Linked DNA regions of Homo sapiens: region 2 is linked to region 1. Evidence: chromatin loops called from intact Hi-C (ENCODE). Cell type or tissue: ovary. All regions are shown on one strand. Each heading gives the region's core, and the rest is flanking DNA. Links, peaks and the distances in the headings are about the cores only. Region 1 overlaps NR2C2 (nuclear receptor subfamily 2 group C member 2). Region 2 overlaps NR2C2 (nuclear receptor subfamily 2 group C member 2).

Evidence for each region. Peaks named below come from ENCODE experiments on the same cell type or tissue, not always from the same donor. Only the 100,000 strongest peaks of a DNase experiment are listed, where the experiment ranks them.
Region 2: it touches region 1 in a loop (2.2-fold over the local background); 43 of 110 quality-filtered maps call a loop at or near these places.

Annotation. Positions count from the first base shown.
Region 1 is chr3:14,949,669-14,961,513 of GRCh38, reverse strand. All of the region lies in intron 1 of NR2C2 (nuclear receptor subfamily 2 group C member 2), which reads right to left. Among named protein-coding and RNA genes, the nearest start is that of FGD5-AS1, 7.2 kb to the right of the region's middle. RefSeq lists an enhancer at 1,984-2,123. In ovary, for the core only: no CTCF peak of the experiment used is centred there; no DNase peak of the experiment used is centred there; H3K27ac peaks cover 119 bases.
Region 2 is chr3:15,044,712-15,056,556 of GRCh38, reverse strand. NR2C2 (nuclear receptor subfamily 2 group C member 2) reads right to left here. Exons shown (of 14, transcript NM_001291694.2): 14 at 7,284-11,845. It overlaps MRPS25 (mitochondrial ribosomal protein S25), which reads left to right. Exons shown (of 4, transcript NM_022497.5): 3 at 3,090-3,177; 4 at 3,924-8,045. The coding sequence ends at 4,116. Among named protein-coding and RNA genes, the nearest start is that of MRPS25, 15 kb to the left of the region's middle. RefSeq lists an enhancer at 6,045-6,124. In ovary, for the core only: no CTCF peak of the experiment used is centred there; a DNase peak (open chromatin) is centred at 4,835.

The DNA of each region.
Region 1 (11,845 bases), core at 2,668-10,667:
GTATAGGTCCCAAGGTCCACAGGAGAACAAAGCTCAAATCTATTACCAAGATTTACATATAAAAACTATACAGTATTATTGAGTGTGCAATATAGAAAATTACAGTTCATTTGCCTGCCCTCCCTCAATCACAAAGTGGATTATCTTGCAATACAATTTTACAAAATATTTTTCTGTAGTTCCTATCTAAGGTATTATAATCACTGATCTCTATGAAGCTTTTTAACTCTCTGGTAACTTTCTACATCATTCTATTTATTATTAGATAGCCACCTCTATTATGATAATTCTAATTCATATTTTATTGCCAGAATGCTAAGAGAAAGAAACAGGAGGATGAAACTGTGACTGACAAATATGAAAGACCTGGCTCCTGTCTTCAAGGAGTCAAAATTCTGTGACAGCAGATACTGCACCAACTTCTACAATGACATGAGACCACCAGTATCAGTTACTCATTTTCACAAAATATGATTAGGTCTGAAACTGAGGAGATAAGTTTATTGTTTTAATAGATGGTAAAAACTTAACTTTTACTTGTTTCTACAAGAAAAAAACACAAAGATACCTTTTGGTCTTTTTTTCTTGCTATAGTTTGGTTACAACTAATGGAGATGGAAGGAAAAGGCGTCTTTAAGTCTACCAGAAAAGTCAACTGACTTGTTAAAAATACAAGTATTGCATGTAAAAGTCTAGAGTCTGATTCTTCCTCAAAACAGAAAATAAGAATTTTTAAAGAAATGGATAGCCAATAGGTACTGTACATTAAAAAATAAATCTAAACATGTGGCTGCAACTAATAATTTTTATCACTTTTAGATGTCAACAGAATTTCTCCTCTGTTATTAACTATAGTTCAATGTAAGAAATATGTGAATTTGAATTATTACAGGAATATTGTTAGGAAAATATTATTGAATAGTATAGAAACAGAGTACTAGAAAGGTGTATCTTTCTATTGGGTTCCCTAAAAGAGGTGGCTTGATACATCAAATTATGAGTAAAAGTGGATTTTATAGATGACAATCTGATTTAATAGAGGCCTAGTACAGAATTATTTCTGTAATAATTCACTTTAAATTTGCAGGATCAATCAACTTCAGGTAGGGCTGGGGATCCCAAGATAAATCTAACAACAGGTGACTACAGATATGAAGTCACAGAGAAGCAGCAGTAAATCTGTTTAAGTTTAGAAAAGCTAAGTATTCTGGACATTAATTTTTTGTTGATAAGTTATAAATATCTTCACCCACTCTGTGGTTCATCTGTTTACTTTCTTTAAGGTGTCTTTTGATGAACAGAAGTCCTTAAATTTAATAAGGCTAAATTTATCCCTATTTTCTTTTACAGTTTGTACTTTCATTTATGAAAATCCTGTCCTATCCCAGGAATGTAACTGTAAATATTTTCTTAGAAATGTTCCAGTTTTCCCCTCATATGTAACTCCTCAATCCATCTGCAAATTGATTCTTGAATCTGATGAGAAGTAAGGATCCAACTAATTTTTTTCCCATGTAGATAATCCATTTACCATTTTCTATTCAAGAAATAGTTCTGGAAAATGGATTATCTATATGGGGAAAATCTATCCTTTTCCCCACTGATCTGAAATGCCATCTCTGCCATATCTGTTTTTCCTATATATGTGGATATAACTGTAGGTTCTCTATTCTATTCCACTAAGTTCTCTGTGTCTTTCTCTTGGTCACCACCACTATCTTTTTACTGCAGTGTTAGCGTAAGTCTTGCTCTCTGATAGGACAAGTGCCCCCCACCTTGTTCTCCCACACCAACTTCCTGGATCATCTTAAACGCCTCTCTTTATACACTTGAATTGAGCAGCAACCTTTCTTTATACACTTGAATTCTTACAATTCTTGATCTCACTGTTGGTTTTCTGCCTTCAAAGCAGCATCAGGCATCATCAACAGCAGCTTTGGAAGCTGCTTAAAAATGAACAAGGAGGAATGTGCACCTTCTGGAAAAACAAGCAGAGACAAAAAAATGAGACTAAGAGTGAGAGAGAAATTGAAAGAGAAACTATGTTAAAGCAAGTGCTTTCAATAAAGACTTAAATCCAGTCAGAGGAGGAGAGAAGTAGTTTCAAAAAATATTTTCTATTACTTTTGAAAATAAGTCACAAACCATATAGCCTATTCTCATATAAAAAAGGAAGACAAAGGCTTTTTCTTCCAGGATATCACAATGTAAGAAGTAAAACAGAATCTTCAAGTAATGTAAGGAAGTGGGGCAGCGTGGACATTTAACCAAAATGCACCCAGACAAAAAAGGTAACATCAGGGTATAAGACTCTCACCTGAGAGCTTCTCTCACTGCTACCGCAGCCATAGGCGGTCCTAGAGACAGAAAGATCACACAGTGAGAAGGTCATACATCTTTGAAAAAGTACCACCAGAAAATGGTTATCAATTAGGAGATGTCCCACTAGAATAAGAGGCTCCAAGGAACAGTGGGTTGTGTCTAGATGTAGTTTGAAAAACTATCTTCACTAGCACAATTTTATATATATATATTTTTTGAGACGGAGTCTTGCTCTGTCGCCAGGCTGGAGTGCAGTGGCACGATCTCGGCTCACTGCAACCTCCGACTCCCTGGTTCAAGCGATTCTCCTGCCTCAGCCTCCCCAGTAGCTGGGATTACAGGCATGCGCCACCATGCCCAGCTAATTTTTGTATTTTTAGTAGAGACGGGGTTTCACCATGTTGGCCAGGATGGTCTGGATCTCCTGACCTCGAGATCTGCCTGCCTCAGCCTTCCAAAGTGCTGGGATTACAGGCATTAGCCGCAGCACCCAACCAATCTGGAACAACAACAACAAAAAAATCCTATTGTTTTGATACTACAAAGTATAGAAAAGAAATAAAGCTTTTAAAAACAACCTTCTTGGCTGGTGGAGCCAAGCATAACACTAATAGCAGCAACTAACACTAAGTGGTTACTATACACAAGGCATTATATTAACAACCACTGTGGACAGAACACTAAACTCGCTCTTGGTACAGAAACCTGAGTCCTAAAGGCTAGTACTTCACCCATTCAGCTTGTTAACCTTCAAAGATTGCCCCCCACCCCCACAATAATGTTTAGGGGAAAGAACCTGATTAGCTGCCAAAAGAAGTATAATACTGAGTACCTTAAGTTAAAAAAAAAAAGTGCTACAGAAGATCTTCCTCTGGTGATTTTACTAATCAAGTCCAACCACCTCCATCAGTTCTTATTAAGTAACTGCTATGAACTAGGCAATGAACTGACTGCTGAGAATTAACAACAACAAGGAGGAGAAAGAGGAGAATAAACAGTCCTTGTCCTTGATGAACTTATGAAGGAAACTGAAGTATCTATGCAAAGCAAATGCTATGAGTGTCCCAGGGGAAGACACATTGCTCTCTGCCTGTGAGAACCAATGAAAACGTTACAGGAGAGGAATTATTTAAACTAGGTCTTGAAGGAAGAATGGAAATGTAGCAAGGAAAGACAGATGGATGACAAGAGAGTTCTAAGCAGAGAGGACAGCTCATACAAAACTGGCAGGTATGAGGAAGAGTGGCATATTTGAGGAATGGCAATGTGGTGTGGAATTATTACAGAGACCAGGGAAGGAGAGAGGCTGACACTGTAGACAACAGAGAATTATCAGGAGTTTGGCAGAAAAATGATGCACTCAAATCTGGATCTTAAAAAAAAAAATTTAGACTGCAGTGTGGAAATGATAGAAAAGACAGAGACTGTAGATGGGAGGCCAGTTAGGAAGTGGTAGCAATAGTAAAGTCTAGAGATGAAGGCAGATTCTTAAAGTAGTGTGTTTTTCCTCGATAGCACACAAATGACAACAGGGCACAGTATATAAAAACTATTTCATATCCAGCCTGGGCAACATCGTGAGACCTTATCTCTAAAAAAATAAAAAATTGTAATACAGACCATAGAATGATAGTAGTAAATCATACTTGGTTGGCCTTATGTGACAGGTTTTATAAGAAATTCTTTCAAATCCAAGTGGATCAATATCACCCCACCAACAACAAAGAAGCAGAGAACAGAACAATGACTTTGAATTAGCTCTTCCAGGCTCACAAAGTGATAGCTAACTAAACCTTGCAACCAGAGTTTCTTTAGTGAAGTAGGGCACAGACTTCACTGCAGTGAAAAGCTGGGCTCTGGAAACACCTGAATCTCCAGTTTCAGATAACAATGAACAAGTCCTGGGACAAGGAGACGCTGCCTTCATTAATAGGAATGAGTGAGGCTGCCTTTCCCTCCACAATCAACTGATTCAAATCATCCATATTTATGTGTTACATGGCTTATAAATATAACATGCAAAGTATCTACTGTCTTGGTATTTCCTTAGCTAAACAACTATATTGGGTTCTGAGGCTCAGGCACTAAGCTCATCTCTCAGATACTGACCATATGAGGTTATAGTGAAGATTTGATCTTAAATGTGTATACGTTGTGCTTGGGACATAGAAATGCAACACATGGTAGCTATCATTGGTGAAAGGTGATGGTGCCACTTTTGCTTTCTCAAAGAAATCTGAAAGTAACTCAAACTGTAAAATGTGTATTATGATTAGGAATAGGTCTGATTTTCACATAAGGCTCACATGAAATTTAACTATATACACATGGAAGTAGTGTAAACACACACACAGCCGGGGCGGTGGCTCATGCCTGTAATCCCAGCACTCTGGGAGGCCAAGGCAGGCGGATCACCTGAGGTCAGGAGTTCGAGACCAGCCTGACCAACATGGAGAAACCCTATCTCTACTAAAAATACAAAATCAGCCAGGCATGGTGGCATATGCCTGTAATTCCAGCTGTTTGAGGCTGAGGCAGGAGAATGGCTTGAACCTAGGAGGCAGAGGTTGCAGTGAGCTGAGATTGAGCCACTGCACTCCAGCCTGGGCAACAAAAGTAAAACTCTTGTCTCAAAAAATAAATAAATAATAAAAAAACAAACACCCACACAAAGCATTTGTAATTCGCCCTGTTAAACTGTACAACTGGGCAAAACAATGGGGCTAAATTAGGACAAAATCTTACAAATATTTAAAAATAAACCAATACCTAATAACTACTTGCAAAATACTACTGGGCATAGAACTCTTGATAGGTACAAGGCATTCAGTATAAGTCTAATTATTCTGATTGTTAGAAGTCTGTTCATATTCATGGGAAAATTAAAATGGAAGGATTTAGATAGCCTGAGAGAGGATAAAAAATAAGAAATACATAGCTTGAAACTTGCAATCATAGATCAAGACTTGAAAGTAGAAAATGAAATTCAAGTGGCAGGTTTAGTGTAATACAAATGTTCATCAACAGAAAAGATACTCACTGGGATGCCTCTAAGGTTAAGTTTAGGTATACTTCCTGTCAATGGAAAGCCAATTATTTATTTAGACTCCAAGTTTACTTAGCTTTAGGGTCAGGTAATTTCCTTTCCATTGTGACCCTCCATAGGAAAGTTGTTTCTTCCATATTCAAAGCAACTGTAAAAAAGTGCAGCAATGATATGTATATGGTAGAAGTAGCAAGGCTGGGTGAGTGACTAGTAGGGAAGAGAAGTGGCTTTCACATAAATGAAGTTCTTACATATTTATAGTATCAGAGCAGTTCTACAATTTTCTGTGTTGACACCTCCCCTAAAAAAGTCACTACATACTGTGGATGATTTTTTCTTATCCTACCAAGAGCCCAAGTGTAAGGGTGATGTGGACTTTCTTCATATCTATCAGTAAGAGCCAGGGTAGATGGATGGAAGGAAAGCAGGATAAATTCTCTTGACATCCACAATGTGCTTTAAATCAAACTAGGCATGATTTAATCCTTAGCATACCTTCTGAGTATGTAATATTAGCTCACCAATGAAGATGGAAAAAACTGAGACTCAGCACTTGTAACTCGTTTCAAATCATCCAGCTACTAAGCGATGGAGCTAGGATTCCAACTGAGGCCTCTTTGACTCTAAAATCGCAACATTCCCTCTAGATCACAGTGCCCTTCAAAATAATTTCCCAGAAAAAAGGAAGTCAAGGAGAGAATGAAAAAAAAAAGTGACAGGAAAGAATTATCTAAGGGAACAAAAATTGCTTACATCAATAAGCTAGATCATTTAATAACTGATATACACAACCACTAAGTCGTAATATGTGACTTATGTTTCAGTATTGCTAACAGAAATTTCTGAGGCTGCTCCACCCAGGTAGTACCATGGCAGTTCTTTTAGAACTTTGAACACATTCTTCCCTTAAAACTTAACCTACACAATAATCACATTAATTAAAATAGTGAGAACAATTTTACTAAGTAAAACTTTTTACTTAACTACAACACGCAGATACAAAAGGGCACAAACCAGCCAGGCTCGGTGGCTCCTGCCTGTAATCCTAGCACTTTAGGAGGCCGGGATGGCTGGACTGCCTGAGCTCAGGAGTTCAAGACCAGCCTGGGCAACATGGTGAAAACCTGTCTCTACTAAAATACAAAAAATTAGCTGGGCATGGTGGCACACGCCTGTAGTCCCAGCTACTCGGGAGGCTGTGGCACGAGAATCCTTTGAACCTGGGAGGCGGAGATTGCAGTGAACCAAGATCGTACCACTGCACTCCGGCCTGGGCGGCAGAGGGAGACTCCATCTCAAAAAACAAAAAAAGGCACAAATCGTAAATGAACAGTTTGATGAATTTTCACTAACTGAACACACAGAACACACATGTAAATGCCACTCAGATCAGAAAACAAGACATTACCAATACCCCCAAAAGTCCCTCTCACACCCCTTCCCATAGTCAATAACTTCTCTTCCCTCTCCTGACTTTTATACTACTGGCATTACTTTATAATATTATTGCACTGTTTATAATACACTTTTTGGTATGTCTGGCTTCTTTTGCCCAACATTATTTTTGTAATAACCATGAGAAGTGAATCCATTTTCACTGTCGTACAGTATTCTAATGTACGACTATGCCCAATTTATTTCTCCATTCTATAGCTGATGAACACTTAGATTGTTTCTAGTTTGGAGTCCTTATGATTAGTGCTCCTATGAACATTTTCACACATGCCTTTTGATGTACTGCTTTCTTTTCTTCGTTTGAAAATTTTACTATTTTTAAAAATTAACTGTTTTACTTTTATCTATTTTTAATTTTTATTCTCGAGAAAGTACATTGTTTATTTCTTTAGAAAAGACATATTATAAATTTATTTTATTTTTAAAAATCTGTATTATATTAAATAAGTCAACAACACAGTCTAATTATTAGCCTTTCCAGTTAAAAGCTGATATATACTTTGTGACATCTGCTTTTAGTCTTGGTAAAGCAATCAATTAAAAAATGATTTTTCAATTCCAGGGTTAGTCATCTTATCAACCTAATAAAAAGATGCATCATTACAGACACCATAGTGGTGGGACAGGGGACAAGAACGAGTGTGGTACAAATGACATATCCAAAATGTTCTAGAAATAATACCTAATCAGATTCACTATACAACAAATACACTGGGGGAAATGCAGCATGAAGCCCGCTAGTATTGTGTAACTTCTCAAGAGCCATCCAGCCTCAGTTGTTTTTTTTTTTTTTTTTGAGATGAAGTCTCGCACTGTCGCCCAGGCTGGAGTGCAGTGGCGTGATCTTGGTTCACTGCAGCCTCCACCTCCCGGGTTCAAGTGATTCTCCTGCCTCAGCCTCCCGAGTAGCTGGGATTACAGGCGCCTGCCACCACGCCCAGCTAATTTTTTGTATTGTTAGTAGAGATGGGGTTTCACTATGTTGGCCAGGCTGGTCTTGAACTCCTGACCTCATGATCCGCCTGCCTTGGCCTCCCAAAGTGCTGGGATTACAGGGGTGAGCCACCACGCCTGGCCATACGTGAATCTTTCTTTTTAAGGAACATGGGTGGGCAGTCAGGTAGGAAACTTTTTCCCCTGCATAGCTTTTATCAACATATGAACAACAAAGGTAAATAAAGCAGCTCCCTGTAAAACCAGGAAGCCTTCAGGCTTGAGTCTAGCCCTACCAGCCTCTCATTTCTCTTCACTTTTCAGCAGCAGTCACCCCATTTTCCAGGCCCCAAGACCTTTTCTCACACCTCTCACTAACGCAAACAGGGGGGAAATATTCTTTTACACTTGGGCACTTGGAATGAAATTCCTCTCCATCTACATGTTAACATTTCAGGGATTAGAATCTTTGAGGTAACTGTTAATAATTATGGAATAGAAAGTTTCACCTCCTATTAAAGGACTTCAGGCCTCTTATTACAGTGAAGGAGGTACTTTTTATTGCCCCTAAAAAATCACACTTGCCTCTGAGGCTGACTTTCATCATTACAGGCCAACTGGAGTCCAAGGGTAACACAGAAAAAACAGTTAAGTGTCTGAGCTAGCCTATTCCCTTTCTGTCCTTAACAATTCACCTCCCATCCTTCTATTCTAAGACTTCCAGGTACCAGGGGTCTGCATCTGCATTTATTGTACCTTTAACAAATGCCTACGCCAATGCCCTGATCTGGCTTTCATCCCTCTAGTCATTCCCACTCCTCATCATTGTTGAGCTGTGCTAGTTGAGCTGTTGTTCTTGGGCAGTTCTTCCTTTTGGTATAGAGCTCCTGCTGCTTTACTCTCTAGCACTCAGGACCTGAAGTGAGCAAGGGGAGTAGGACTGCTACCTCGGGTAGCAATAGTGGGATATGGGGAAAGAGTGGCAGGATGGGAGAGAATGACAGAGAATCTCAGCCTCTGGCATATTAAGTTGAAGGCAAGCAAACCTCCAACGAATAAGGAAGAACATATCTTTTACAATGTGTAACAGGAGCACAAATGTATCCATTAAGTTAAAGATGATGATCACACAGGGAAGAAAAAAGGCATCATTTAAGGCCCTCATAATTAGCAATAAAGTAAAAAGAGGTAAACGAAAATCTAGCAGGGGATCCTTACATCAAGGCTGGACTTGGGGTCTAGACCACTTCCAATTCTGAGATTCTAAGATTCCTTCACGGACTCCCCCCGTGTGGTATTTTTTAAGATGATACTTGTACAGGAGATGGTTTGGGACTAAAGGAGCGTATGGCTTATAGGTAAGAGAACTCAACAATAAAAATCCCAACGGAGGGCCCTCGATATGTGGAGACACTCAGGCAGCTAGACACAGACCAGTGGCTCAGTGCCACGGCTGAAGACAGGGCTGCTCCACAAAGACTCACCTCCCTTGTTCTCAAAGTCATTCAGACAACAAGTATCCGCTATCCCTGGCCCCAATCTCAATGCTGGCTCCCACCTCCCTGTTTGACAAATGGGGAATTATAAGCCTCAGAGAGGCTACCAACTCCAGGTTCTGAAGCCAGGCCTTTCTGCCTTCATAGCCCAAGCTCTGTCACTGCACTGCCCTTGCCATGTTACTCCTTGGAGACAGATGCTAAAAACTTCCCAGTTGCTGGGCGCAGTGGCTCACACCTGTAATCCCAGCACTTTGGGAGGCCGAGGCAGGCGGATCACGAGGTCAGGAGTTTGAGACCATCCTGGCTAACATGGTGAAACACCGTCTCTACTAAAAATCCAAAAATTAGCCAGGCGTGGTGGCGGGCACCTGTAGTCCCAGCCACTGGGGAGGCGGAGGCAGAAGAATGGCGTGAACCCAGGAGGCAGAGCTTGCAGTGAGCCGAGATCGCACCACTGCACTCCAGCCTGGGTGACAGAGCGAGACTCCCAAAAACAAAAAAAAACACACAAAAAAAACTTCCAGCCATCCTCATAAAGTGAGGAGGTTGTTACGCACAGGGATTTTCTATAAAAGAATGATCACGAAACAAAACTTAAAAGTCACTGTGAATACAACTACTGAAAGCAATAAATAACTTAACGATGTAAGACAACATATAGCTGTTTTACTAAACTAGCAGTTCTTTGGTTACCCTGAGTAATTAGCTTAAGGAATTGAACAAGTGATACCAAAAATCTTTGAGCAAGACAGAAAAAAAAACCCAAAAATAAACAGTTAAACTATTATTATTTTTAAAATACCATAACAATATCTTATTTTAAAAGTTTTACAATATAAAATAAGTTAATACAAATGTTTTATTTACCACACTTTCGAGTAGAAACTTGATGTATACTTAACAAAATTTGCTTTTAACCTTGGTAAAGCAATTAAAAGGTGATTTTCAATAATTTCATTAAATGAATCAATTTATCTTTAGAAAGATAAATATCCCGAATTAATGGCTACAGAGACTTTCAACTCCCAATTCCCTGTGAACCCACTGGAGGCTTGTTCCTTCTCTCCAATCCCCTGTGATGGTGAGACAAAAATCAGAATATTTGATTTCAAGAAAATCATGGTAGCTTAGTGCTTCGTTTCTTCAGCTAAAGTAAATAACATAAGTTATGTTTGGGCTATTTATTTCTTCACATATGAACTTATTAACTTTCATGCACTTAAACTTGTAATTCAATCATAAAAAAATGAGTGGGAAAAACTATTGAAATGGGTCATTTTATCCATATTTATGTCTCCAGAAAGTGGCATATCTGTCAGAAATCACTTGCTAAATTCAACCAAATACCGTAACAGGCTTATTATTGCTGGCAGTGCTATCTGAATTGCCAAAGAGGCTCACACAAAAGGTATCCATCAATGTACAGCAACTTAGTTATCAGTGACATCATAAATTATCAACAATTCATTCAACAAATAGTGCCAGGCACTCTTCTAAGTGCTGGATAAGTAATGGTAAACAAAATGTATTCCTGCTCTCACAGCTTACAGTGTGGTAAGGACAGACATTAATCAAATAATCACATAATAGAGTGTGTAATTATAAAGTGAGATAAAGATTATAAAGAAAAGAATAAAAAGAATCTGATTTAGACTGGCAATGGGAATTAGGACTTCCCTGAAGAAGTGATGCTTGAGCCAATATCTGAGGTAGGGTGGGGGTGGGGGGTAAGCTTACACTGTAAGCTACACTGGTCAAGGAAGTTGAAGGTAGGCCAGTGTGTCTAGAGCACAGGAAGCTAGGGGTACCACAGATAAGAAAATAATGAAAAGCCTTGGAAAGGTTTTTAAACATGGAACAGGAAGCCTCTGCCATTACGTGGGTTCTAGTGGCGCCTGAACAACATACTGCCTGTAAGAGAGTTCTGTAAATCATAAAGCACCCTATACTTTGGTTAGTACTATTTAGTTCCATTATTTTGTTTTCCAAACTTTTGTCCTGGATGCCATGTAACTAGCTGCAAGCACAGAGCCAAAACTAGAATCTCGGTGTTCGAATCTATTGTTTTTGCCCCTACACCACACTGCATAAAAATTTCATTATTTATATCACTTAATTAGTCCAATGTCTATACCAGTAGTTCATAATGACAACAATAACTCTATTTACACAGTATTTGCTACATGTCAGGCACTTTTCTAAGCTCTATTATTTACATTAACTCATCTAATCTTCAGTTCAGGAAGGAAGGCTCTATTATTGTCCAGATGAGGACAGTGAGGCTAGGAAAGGTAGCTTACACAAAATCACACTGCTAGTAAAAGTTGGGGAGTTGCTAACCACAACACTAAAACATTTTATGTCTGTGTATGTATGTGTATAAATATCTCTATCTCGAGAGAGAGAAAGAGAGAACTCACACACAGAGAATTATATTCAACTCCAGCCTGGGCGACAGAGTGAGACCTTGGTCTCAAAAAATAAATAAATAAATAAATAAATCATATTCACATGTTTGAGGACCAGTGTCTTACTTTTTTGTATTCCCAGCCTAGCACATAGTGCCTGGAGTATTCGTAGCACTCAGGAA
Region 2 (11,845 bases), core at 1,596-9,595, 96 kb before region 1:
TCCCTCTGACCACAGCCTGGTCAGGTGCTGCAGTTGTAAGGACCCATGGGGTTAACCTGGGCCCACTGGATGATCCAGGATCCTCTCCCCAACTCAAGGCCCTTAACTCGAATCACATCTGCAGAGTCCCTTTTGCTGTGTAAGGTTCTGGGGGTTAGGATGTGGACATCTCTGGGGACCATTATTCTGCCCACCAAATTGTCTTTTAAATTTTGGCCATCCCATTGGGTGTATATCTCATTGGAGTTGTAATATGCATTTCCCCCAAGTATCTTTTCCTGTGCTTATTGGCCACTCAGATATTTATTTTGTAAACAGTCTGTTTGAATCTTTTTTTTTTTTGAGACAGAGTCTCGCTCTGTCGCCCAGGCTGGAGTGCAGTGGCGTGATCTCGGCTCACTGCAAGCTCCACCTCCTGGGTTCACGCCATTCTCCTGCCTCAGCCTCCCGAGTAGCTGGGACTACAGGCACCCGCCACACCACGCCTGGCTAATTTTTTGTATTTTTAGTAGAGACGGGGTTTCACGGTGTTAGCCAGGATGGTCTCGATCTCCTGACCTCGTGATCCGCCCGCCTCGGCCTCCCAAAGTGCTGGGATTACAGGCATGAGCCACTGCGTCCGGCCTGAAGCTTTTCCATTAAAAAAAAAAAAAAACGGGCTGCTTTCTTGTCGAGTTCTTTATGTGTTCTGGGTGCATTTCCTTTGTTGGAGATAATGTCTTGTGACTGTTTTCTCTGTGGCCTGCTTTTCATTTTCTTAGTGGTGTCTTTTGAAGAGCAGAAATTTCAATTTTGATTAATTCAGTTTATCATTTAAAAAATTTTTTTTTAAAAGACGGAGTCTCACTGTTGCCGAGGTTGAGTGCAGGTGCTTTCTATCCTAAATTCACTTATTTCCAGTAGTTTTTATTTTCTAGATTCCTTAGGATTTTCTACACGCACTGTAATAATGTCATCTGCAAATAAAGACAGTTATACTTCTTTTCCAATCTTTTGTGTTTTGTCTTAACTCACTGGCTAATGTGGCAGTAATATTTTGCATTTCTACTAGCGACCTATGAGAGTTCCTGTTACTCCGCATCCTCACTAGCACTTGGTATTGTCTGTGCTTTTAAAATTTTAGCCATTTGCATATCTTGTTGTGGTTTAAGTTGCATTTTCCTAGTGACTCATTGAGATCTCATCATTTCGTATGCTTATTATTAGCTCTTTACAAAAATTTAGTTAAATGTTTATTCATTGATGTGGTTTGGGTCTGTGTCCCCACCCAAATCTCATGTTCAGTTATAATTCCCAATATTGAGGTAGGGTGTGATGGGCCTGCTCCATGGGAGTACGAGTCCTAGTCACCGTGGGGGCGGTTTCTCATGAATGGTTTAGCACCATCCGCTTTGGTACTGTGGTCTGTGGTAGTGAGTTCTCTTGCGATCTGGCTGTTTAAAAGTGTGTGGCACCTCCCCCTTCTCTTTCTTGCTCCTGCTTCCACCATGTGAGACTCCTTGCTCCCCCTTTGCCTTCTGCCATGATTGGAAGCTTCCTGAGGCCTCCCCAGAAGCAGAAGCTGCTGTGCTTCCTGTACATCCTGCAGAACTATGAGCCAATTAAGCCTCTTTTCTCTATAAATTACTCAGTCTCAGGTATTTCTTTATAGCAATGTGAGAGAATGAACTAATATATTCAGATATTTTGCCCATTTTATTAGTTGGATTGTCTTATTGAGTTGTGAGTTTTTTATATATTCTGGATATAAGTCCTTTATCAGATATATGCATTATAAATATTTTCTCCCAGACTGTGGGTTATGGTGACTCCTGAACTGTAAAAGTTTTTAATTTTGATTTTTCAATTTATAGAGTTTTTTTTCTTTTATGGATTATGTTTTTTAATGTCATCTCCAAAATATACTTGCCTAGGTAAGGTCATGACAATTTTCTCCTGTGTTCTCCTCTAGAAGTTTTAAGTTTGAGTGCTTACATTTAGGTCTCAAATCCATTTTGAGTTTTAATTTTTTTTTTGAGGTTGAGTCTCGCTCTGTTGCCCAGGCTAGAGTGCAGTAGCACGATCTCAGCTCACTGCAACCTCTGCCTCCAGGGTTCAAGCTGTTCTCCTGCCTCAGCCTCCTGGAGTTTTAATTTTTAAAATTTTAATGTTGTGGGTAAAAGTCTAAATTCACCTATTTAGCATATAGATAGCCAGTTATCCCAGCGCCATTTGTTGAAACGATTATCTTTCTTCATTGAATTATCTTGGTATCTTTGCTGAAAAGCAATTGACCTTACAAATAAGGGTTTATTTCTGGACTCAGTTTTGTTCCATTACAGTGTGTGTCTATTCTTTTTTTTTTTCGAGACAAAGTCTCACACTGTTGCCCAGACTGGAGTGCAGTGGTGCTATCTCCACTCACTGCAACCTCTGCCTCCTGGGTTCAAGCAGTTCTGCCTCCCAGCTAATTTTTTGTATTTTTAGTAGAGATGGGGTTTCACTATGTTGGCCAGGCTGGTCTTGAACTCCTGACCTCATGATCCACCTGCCTCAGCCTCCCAAAGTGCTGGAATTACAGGTTTGAGCCACCGCGCCCGGCCATATTCTTATACTAGTACCACACTGTCTTGATTATAGTAATTTCAATTTATTGTAAATTTGAAATTGGAAAGTAAACGTTCTCCCATTTTCTCGTTTTTTAGAATTGTTTTGGCTCTTTTGGGTCCTTTGCATTTCCATATGAATTTTAGGCTTAATTTCTAAGTTTCTACAGAAACACCGCTTGGGATTTTGATAGGGATTGATTTAATCTGTAGATCAGTCTGGGGAGAATTGCCGTCTTAAGAATATTGGGTCTTTCTATCCATGAACATGGAATGTCTTTCTATTAAAATGGCATGTTTTTTTACATATCTAAAGTTTATGCTTGCTCAGGTCTAAAGAAAAATGGAAAAAGGAAGGGTAGTATTACAGATTATGTAAACAAGTATATCTATTTTATTATTAAAATGTTTCTGCCACTAAAAGCAAGTCCCAAATTACAACTTTTTGAGGCTGAGTGCGCTGTGAGTTCTGTTTCTCTTCTGCCCCGTGCTTTCCGTTTCCAGATTCTGGGGAGCAGGTCCTGGTGGATGTGGAGACCAAGAGCAATAAGGAGATCATGGAGCACATCAGAAAAATCTTGGGGAAGAATGAGTGAGTTGTTTGGTTTGACCTGGAAGGAACAAACTTCTCAGCCCAGAGAATTTGAGGAAGAAAGGGGTGTGTGGGAAGGGTGTTGAGAGGTAAGATTCTCTGACAGTGAACGCCAGACACTAATAAGAGCTGGGGCTGTAGAATCAGTTCTTTCTGATGTTGCTCTTTACCAAATCATTAAACCTCTGTAAGCTTTATCTCCCTTGGCTGTACAGTGTGAGAAGTACCTCTCTCCCTCTTGCGGGGGACGGGAAGCTGAAATGCAGCTGACTTGTGGCCCTGTGCAGCTGCTAACCCATCTCTCCTGGGAATCTCAGCTTGGAGCTAGCAGACATCTAGCCCTAGGGCTCCTGGTGACAGGTCTTTCTTTCCATGAATGAGAGGAGACAGAAAGGGACGGAAGCTGAAAAAGTCTGTCTTTGAGAAACCACACAGAGGCCTTTTCAGGCTCCTTTATCTTGTGATTGCATGTGAGAGCTGTGGGCTCCACCTGTGGCAGCAGATAGGCTGACCGCACTGTGTAGGCTTGCTGCTGTGGTGTGAGGGGACAACAGCAGGCCTTCTTTCAGCGCTCTCCTCAGGGGCCAGCAGGGAGACAGCGATAGGCTTTGACAGTGAGGATCAGGTTAGAAGGCAGGAGATCCAGGTGTCCCTGGTGGATGGTGGGGTTGTCTCGGCTGAGAAACTGCCCTGTGCCTGCCACTCAAAGTTGCCAATGCTTGGTTGCCGTCTGTGCTCTTTGGCAGGGAAACCCTCAGGGAAGAGGAGGAGGAGAAAAAGCAGCTTTCTCACCCAGCCAACTTCGGCCCTCGAAAGTACTGCCTGCGGGAGTGCATCTGTGAAGTGGAAGGGCAGGTGCCCTGCCCCAGCCTGGTGCCATTACCCAAGGAGATGAGGGGGAAGTACAAAGCCGCTCTGAAAGCCGATGCCCAGGACTAAGGCCCACGGTCACTGTGGGCTGGGGTGATGGTGTCTGACCAGTGGGGAGATTGGAATGGGATTACTTTGGCCCAGGGAAGCCCCTGGTTCTGTCCCTGGAGACTCTGGAAATCCTTTTGCATTAAAAGGACTTTACACACCTGTGTAAAAGGATGTGGGAGAGGAGGGTCTGAAGCTGAGCTGCTAAATGAATATCCCTGCTCTGCTGGTCAATAAAACGCTTCCTAATAGCAGCTTGGCGTGTATCTGGTCCTAGTGAAGAGGAAGGCCTGTGTAGCAGAAAGGCTTTGGGCCTGAGAGGTTAAGGCCACAGCCTGTTGACACCTGTTTTGGTCCTGCGACCCTTTACTGGTCTCCGCTGGCTTTGAATCTTCCTCTGGGCTCTACTCTGGAGAACATAAGGGCTGCTGTGGTTGAGTCTGGCTAGCACTGTCTGTGGTTGGCAGTGTGTACACCCCTCCGTTCAGTTCCTTGGGGGTATTTTTCAGAAATCCAAAGGCAACCCTTCGTGCAGTGCTCACTTTTTTAAGTACAGTTGATTACCCTTGCCTGCTGGGGGGCCTAGCCATGGGCCAGAGATGGAGGAGCCCCAGTGGCTGACAGGCCAGCCTCACTCAGGCACGTACCTGCTGACCAGTCAGCCACTGCCAACCCATGGCCCAGCCACTGTGTGCATTAGCAGGGAGGTTTGTAGGCCATGGAGGAAATGAGGAGACACCACCTAGTGGAGACATTGGGGCCCTGCTGGGGGGATGGTGTCTATAGCTGGCTCTGCTGGCTCCCTCAGGCCCTGCTTACCAAGCTCTGGAGGAGGGAGTGCTGCATTACTGAGCACCTTCCTTGTTCTTTCCTCATAGGACACTGATGTTACTGTCACTTTAGTTATGCTAAAGTGGAGGTTTCAGCCTCCAGAAGACAGCAGAGCCTTCTAGGGTCACCTTAAGAATAGGTTTAGCTAGGCTGGGTGTGGTGGCTCATGCCTGTAATCCCAGCACTTTGGGAGGCTGATGTGGGCGGATAGTTGAGCCCAGGAGTTCGAGACCAGCCTGGGCAACATGGCAAGACCTTGTCTCTACAAAAAGTACAAAAATTAGATGGGTGTGGTGTTTCGCGTCTGTAGTCCCAGCTATTTGGGAAGCTGAGGTGGGAGGATCTCGAGCCTGCGAGATCAAGGCTGCAGTGAATCATGATCGTGCGCTACTGCACTCCAGCCTGGGCCACAGAGCAAGACTGTCTCAAGAAAAAAAATTTTTTAAATAAGTTTAATTATAAAGTGAAGGACCAGTTGGACCACGGACCCCTAGAAACTCAGCCAAGGAGACCTGACTTTATCTGAGACAGGAAGGCAGTGGTTAAAAGAATTAAAAAAGGACAGTGGTGCTTGACAGAGCAGGACTGAAGTTTTCATTCCTCTACCTGCTGGGGCCTTGGTCAAGTCCTAAAAGCTTTCCAGGTCTGTAACTGGTTTTGTCTGTAAAATGGGGAAAAGGTTACCTTTTCTGCCACATGAAGTAGCTGGCTGGTGAAATGATGTCATACTACGATGTGTTTCATTAACTGTTGGAGATTATCACATTAAATTGAGCAGATTTGGATCTTTTACATTTGATGCTCAAGTTTGATTCTGTACCAGATCTGGGTTTGGGGTGATGGCTTGTCGGGGGTGGGAGGGGAAGGTGGGCAGAGACTGATGTATAATGGACAGGTGTTCCTTGAGTGACAGACTTACAAAGGGAGTGTTTAATTGAAATCTAGCATCTTGTCTCTCTGCTATCAGCATTTTGGCTGGGTGGAAAAAGCTCTCCTCCACAGAGAGCCCTCCCATGTCTGCTGGTTTCAGTTCCCCACCCAACTGACTGAAGTCTTGACCTTGATACCACCTGCCTGGGCGTTCTACTTGGCTGCAAGGGCTCTTCAGAAAGCACCTAGTTCCTTTTGGCTTTCATCTGCAGTGTAGGTCTCCATAGCTAGTGACACACAAAGCCTTATGAGAGTATTCCTTCCCTCTAGGGCCCAAAGAGGCTGCTAACCAGCAGGAATGTCCTGAACCAAAAGGAGTGGTGACCATTCTCTAGACAGAATAAATGTCTGGTCCCTAATGGGACAGATAACTAGGGTTTGAGTTCAGGCTTGACACAGGAGCAATGGGCAGTGAGGTGGACAGCCCAGACCCTGAAAGGACGTGTGGAGACAGCAGCAGTCCTGTGGTGCAGTTACTGCCTGTGTGGCCAGCTTCACAGGCAGCAGATAATTTGTGGAAATAAACATTATTTTCTTTTTTTGTTCCCTGTAGGCTACTTGATCCTGGATAGTTTCTCTTTAAACCTTTGTCTTTCCCTATTTTGTTTAGTAGTGATGAAAGATGGGTTTAAAATATACAGAAATGGGAGAAAATTAATTAGAGAAAATGTGAGGATTTTATAATTGATAACATGTTCTTAATTTTACTTGCACAAGCAGTGTTCACAGCCTTATTCTGAAGTGACCACTTTTCTTCTCTTTGAGGCACTACCTGGCAGCACCATCTAAACCTGTATCATCTGCTGTGGTCCCAGTTACTCAGGAGGCTGAGGCAGGAGGATCACTTGAGCCCAGGAGGTTGAGGCTGGAGTGAGCCATGACTGTACCACTGCATTCCAGCCTGGGTGACGGAGTGAGGCCCTATCTGCCTGCCAGTGAGTTCTGTCATGCATCAGACTTTGGACCTCAGAATTTTCACCTGGAACATGAGAGGTCAGATGACATAATGAATATGTTCTAACTTCTGAAACTTTTGGAGCTTGTTTTTGCCCTTGATAGCACGTATCCTTAGAGAATAAGCTTGCCAATTTAAGGCCTGTCTGTAATGGCATCTGAATGTTCCAGCAGCCTAACTGTGCTCTGCTCCAGAAACATGTGTGTGGCTTCCCTACCTCCACACCAAGGAGCTGCCTTGCTGGGTGGATGTAAAGACTGTCCTGCCAGGGTTTCCCACTAAAGGTATTAATAAGTCCAGTGGACCACAGAGGGCCCAATCCCTCTTGGCCGCTAAGGCTAAGGTAGGAGCCAGAGAGCTGTAGAGACAGGACCACCAGGATGCTTCATGTCCATAACACAAGAGAGCGCTGCATTGTTTGGGGGCCAGGCATTACTACTATCATGAAGAAAAATGAAGAGCAGGATGCATGTTAGTCTTTAATTCACTTTTAATAGTATAAACCTCATTTAGGTAGTAGTATTAAGCCACAACAATAATGCCACATTGAAACAGCATTTAATAAAATGCATAAAGCTAATTCATGCACTGCAATACTCTATATACAAACACAACAATGCAAATTCTTCTTCAAGACTGAAGACATTGATTAGATATAAAATTCAGTTTAAAAAGAACATGCTATTTTTTAAATGCCATCACATAAACAAAGTGATTTCACAGGGAGAAGAAAGCTGTATAAAGCTGCAGCTTTCAACAGGTTTTAAACCTGGCATTAAAATGTAATGGCAAAACCAATATTTTCTATATTGTGAAGGGCAAAGGTTACAGAAACGGTCCCAAGAAAATCTAACACCCAAATTTTCCTTTGATAGATAGATGCCTTTAAAAGGGCTGGTAATGCAGTTACATTCTAACAGAGAAGTCCAAACTACAGGTAAAAACTACGGCTTGTACTGTGAAAAATGTGCAGCTTTTCAGTTATAAAACTAGTTGAACACTGGTTTACAAGATAATCCGTAGAACAGAGAGACTGTAGAAAAATATTCCAGCACTTGAGTTGTGTGTGGCAGCAGCATTTGAGTCCATGAATGCTATGGTCATTAAAATAATTGATTATACTTTCCTAAAGAAAAGCCATTTTTTAATGCAAAGTCTACTACTTCCAAATGTTATTCCAAACATTAAATTTTAACAGTCTATCAATCAATAAATGTTGAACATTTTTTTTCTATTTTGCATGTATAAATATCAAGACACCAAAATTATTTATAGCTGGGCATTAAAAATATCTGACATTTTTCTCCCCGCAAAGATACTTTTCTTAAGCTCACACTTTAATTATTTGTAGACTGCTGTTAAGCTAAATAGCCCCAAAGGAAACTTTTAATTCATTTAGAGACTGTCAAGTTTCCAATTGCATTTTAACTAGAAAGCCACTTTCAATAGCGTGATTGTCACGACAGGCTATGACGGGGAAAGGTCGCACAATCTTGTGGGATGAGGCCAGTGAAATAGAAGCTTTCTCTACATCAAAAACAGGGAAGCTGAAGGCTAAATGACCCACTGTCTCACAAAAGGCACTGAGTACTATGGTCTCATAAAGTGTTTTTAAAACATTTTGATAACTTATTTTAAAAAGAAAAAGAGGAAACTGTGGATTATGTGAGTTTTTGCAGCAATCTAGTGATTCCTTCCAGCAGGCCCCTGCTTCCCAGGTCTATGAGCAACTACTGCTGGGCCAGGCCCTGGCTCTCAAGGGCCGAGTCTCAGTTTAAGGCCAGATTAAGGGGGAAAATTCGTCCGAGTAGACCTGGACGAGGAAAATTTGGTATCTGTAGCTTTTAAGGGCACACATATCCATATTAAAATGCAATTCTTATCTGAAAATTTAAAATCATAACTTATAGAAAGGAGTTAAAGTCATTTACATGCTTACAGTTAGAGAAGTAACTTGAGATCTGTAGCTTATATGCCGCAGAAGTTAGCCATCAACATCCATGCTTAGTTTTAAAGAATAATACTTGGTAGGTTGTTTATTTTTAACTGGCGATAGAAAGATGGGAATTACTATTTATTCAGTCATAGGACAGTGCCCCACATCTTGCTGACTGAGCACAGCGCAAGCCTGGGAAATTGCTACCATCTTTGGGAGTCAGGCCTCACTGACACAGACCGTTCTGAATCTCTGACCGTGACGCCTGTCTCTGGGCTACTCAACAGAGCTGAATAGCTGGGAAGGCTGATGGCTCAACCCAACTGCCAAGTTCCTTCCAGGTAGGGCCATGAATAGGTGCATGAAAAGGTTAAAAATTCCCACTTAGTTTTGGATATTAAGATAAACTGTCTTCCAGCTTCCTGGCTCTTGTCCGAACCTAGAGAATATACGGAAATGTCACCCTGTCAGAACCTCTTCTGCCTGGAATTCTTCCTTTTGCAGAGTGGAGATTCTGACTTCATGGCCCTTCCCAGGCAGGCTCACCCAAAGGAAAATGGAGTGAAGAAAATCACCAGCAAATCTTCCCTGCCGAGGGACCTTGGAACACCCATATCAGTTTACATTAGCAACTTTATGAAAAACTCTCTTTAAAGGAAAGTTTGGATACATGTCTGTATACATAATATACATCTATGTACACATACACACACTATATACACTGTACATATGGAGAGGATATAAACACATGTACATTCATTCAGTCTTACAGCCTAGAAACCTGTACACGCACAATGCTGCTGAAGGGACCCAGGGCTGGACATACGAAGTGCACGCTGGTGGGAGGCACACAATGAGAAGGTCCAGACCCTGTGTACAAAAGACCCAAACCAACCCTGTCTTGATGAGGGGTTGGCTTTAAAAATTTACATCAAAGTTAAGACATTTTCAAAGAGCCTCATAACTGAGAGAATGGAAGCTGGATAAAGGAAGCACGTGGGGCATCTGCTCTGCTGGCTCAGGCATTCCCAGGGCCCAGTGGGCACCGCCTTCCCTGGGAGAAAAGTGGCTGTCAGATGATGAGACTTCCTATGACCTGGACTAAGAAAAGAGTTAAAATGTTACCTATGACCCCATTGCACATAAAGTCATTTACACTGGAAAGTGGGCAACAAGCTTCTGGACTCCAATGAGATCAGGTCCCAGAACATGGATGTACACATGTGGCATGAACTGCTGATTGCGGCCAGGGGCTGGAAGCCCTGCAGAGGGCGGGCTGTGAGCAAGAGTGCTCTGCAGGAAATGTCCTCAAAGGACTATGAAAGTAAAAGCACTAGAAACAGCTAGAGTCCTTAGAATTTTTTGCTCCTTGCCGTAACTATCCCCCAAACAAGTAAGACAGCTAATAAGTATGTGTGTAGCGTGGATATTGCCTTGAGATTAAGGAGCCTAACGCATCCACTGTTAACACCATGGCTGGTGTCCTAACTGCCTCAGAAGAGTCCACATTCAATACTGACAATGACAAGCTAAAAATCAGTCCCTCTTGAGGGCAATTACACATCTTAGAAGTGACTACACCTGAAATTAAATATAAAGCCCAGAACAGCAAAAGAACCTCAAACCACAGCCTTATGGCAAGGGTTAGACAATAAATGTAACTCCTCAGGACACAGAAATGTCAAATTAGGAGAGTATGGTAGGTAACACACTTCCTTAAAAACACCTTCCAGGAGTAACTTGAAAAGTATTACTTGCTCAACTAATTTGGTCTTTCAAAAAATCTCTTCCTGTCCTGTTTTATGCTAATGTGTAATGATCTCCACCATTTTCAACATCTATCTGTCTTAACCCAACATTATCTGAGATACTTCTGGAAAAGAGCTCACTTAACTGATGACAGCATGTGTCTGTCCCACCTCTCTGAGCCAGCTGCCTCTCCTCATTGAGGGAGGAGCAGCCAGGCCAGTAGAAGAGGGAGCATGAACGTGGCTCCATGGAGTTCAGTAGCCAGAGGACAGGTCTCACTTCATGAAACCCAAAGTTTCACAAACTGCTAATAAGGGCTATAAGCCCTGTGAAAGTTGGAGCCCAAATATTTGGTTTGCATCTCTTTAAGTAATTCTTGACTTTGGGCTGACTTTACTTAACCAACCTGACAGGAGATGAAATGGACCTGCAGTCAGAGGCTTGAAATGAGTTAAAGCAGCAAGAATACAGGTTACGTGGACATGATCCTTAAAGAAAAGGCCACTTCAAAGTAAGGCCAAGAGGATCTCAGAAACCAACCAAGAGGTGTTCAAAGCCCAAAACAGTCCCTGGAATCAGCCATCACCAGCAAGGGGACTTAAAGAGCAGGACCAGGTTAGAATCAGCACCTTTCCAAGCAAAATCACGTTTTCTGCAAGGTTGTTTCACCACAGCCCAACACTTCCTTATCCAGCCTGAGTCTAAGCAGCCTACTGGCTGCCACTGAATGACCTGGGAATGAGAGGAGGGGCTGGTGGAGACCTTTTCACCAACACCAAGAACTGGGATCTGAAAGCTGTTATGCTTGTATTCCCAGGGAACTGCAACATGGCCCTCATGGTCACTCTCAAGGATCAAAACGACGGAAGGCAGGCAACAATCTGTGTTAGAGGCACCACTGAGCTGCAGGATGCCTGCTACTAAAAGCCTTCACAAGCAGAAATGAAACAAACCTGCCCTAATTCCATTGTCTCAGCTGGTTTTTTGTCTTAATTTTGAAACTGAAAACACATCAGGGTTAGAAAAGTAAAAATTACTTTAAGCTGGCAAAATTAAATCCTTTCCATCATTTTATAATGGCCACTCCCACTACTCTCCAAAATTTGCTGCCAAGGCAAGAATTATAAAATGATATAATTAAATCCAAACAAGAATTTAGAAGTTGGAAACACTGTTCCCACTTACCCTACTAACACTGACTTGCGTAAAGTGCTGCTAACCCTTCAGGATCAAGCATCCTGTTCTGCCTTGAGCCTGCAGCAGCTTCCATTCTGTCCAATGTGGCACCACAGGGGCGTCTGTAGCTGGCCAGACTGCACCCCTGTGGAGCACATGTGGCGCCAGCCTGA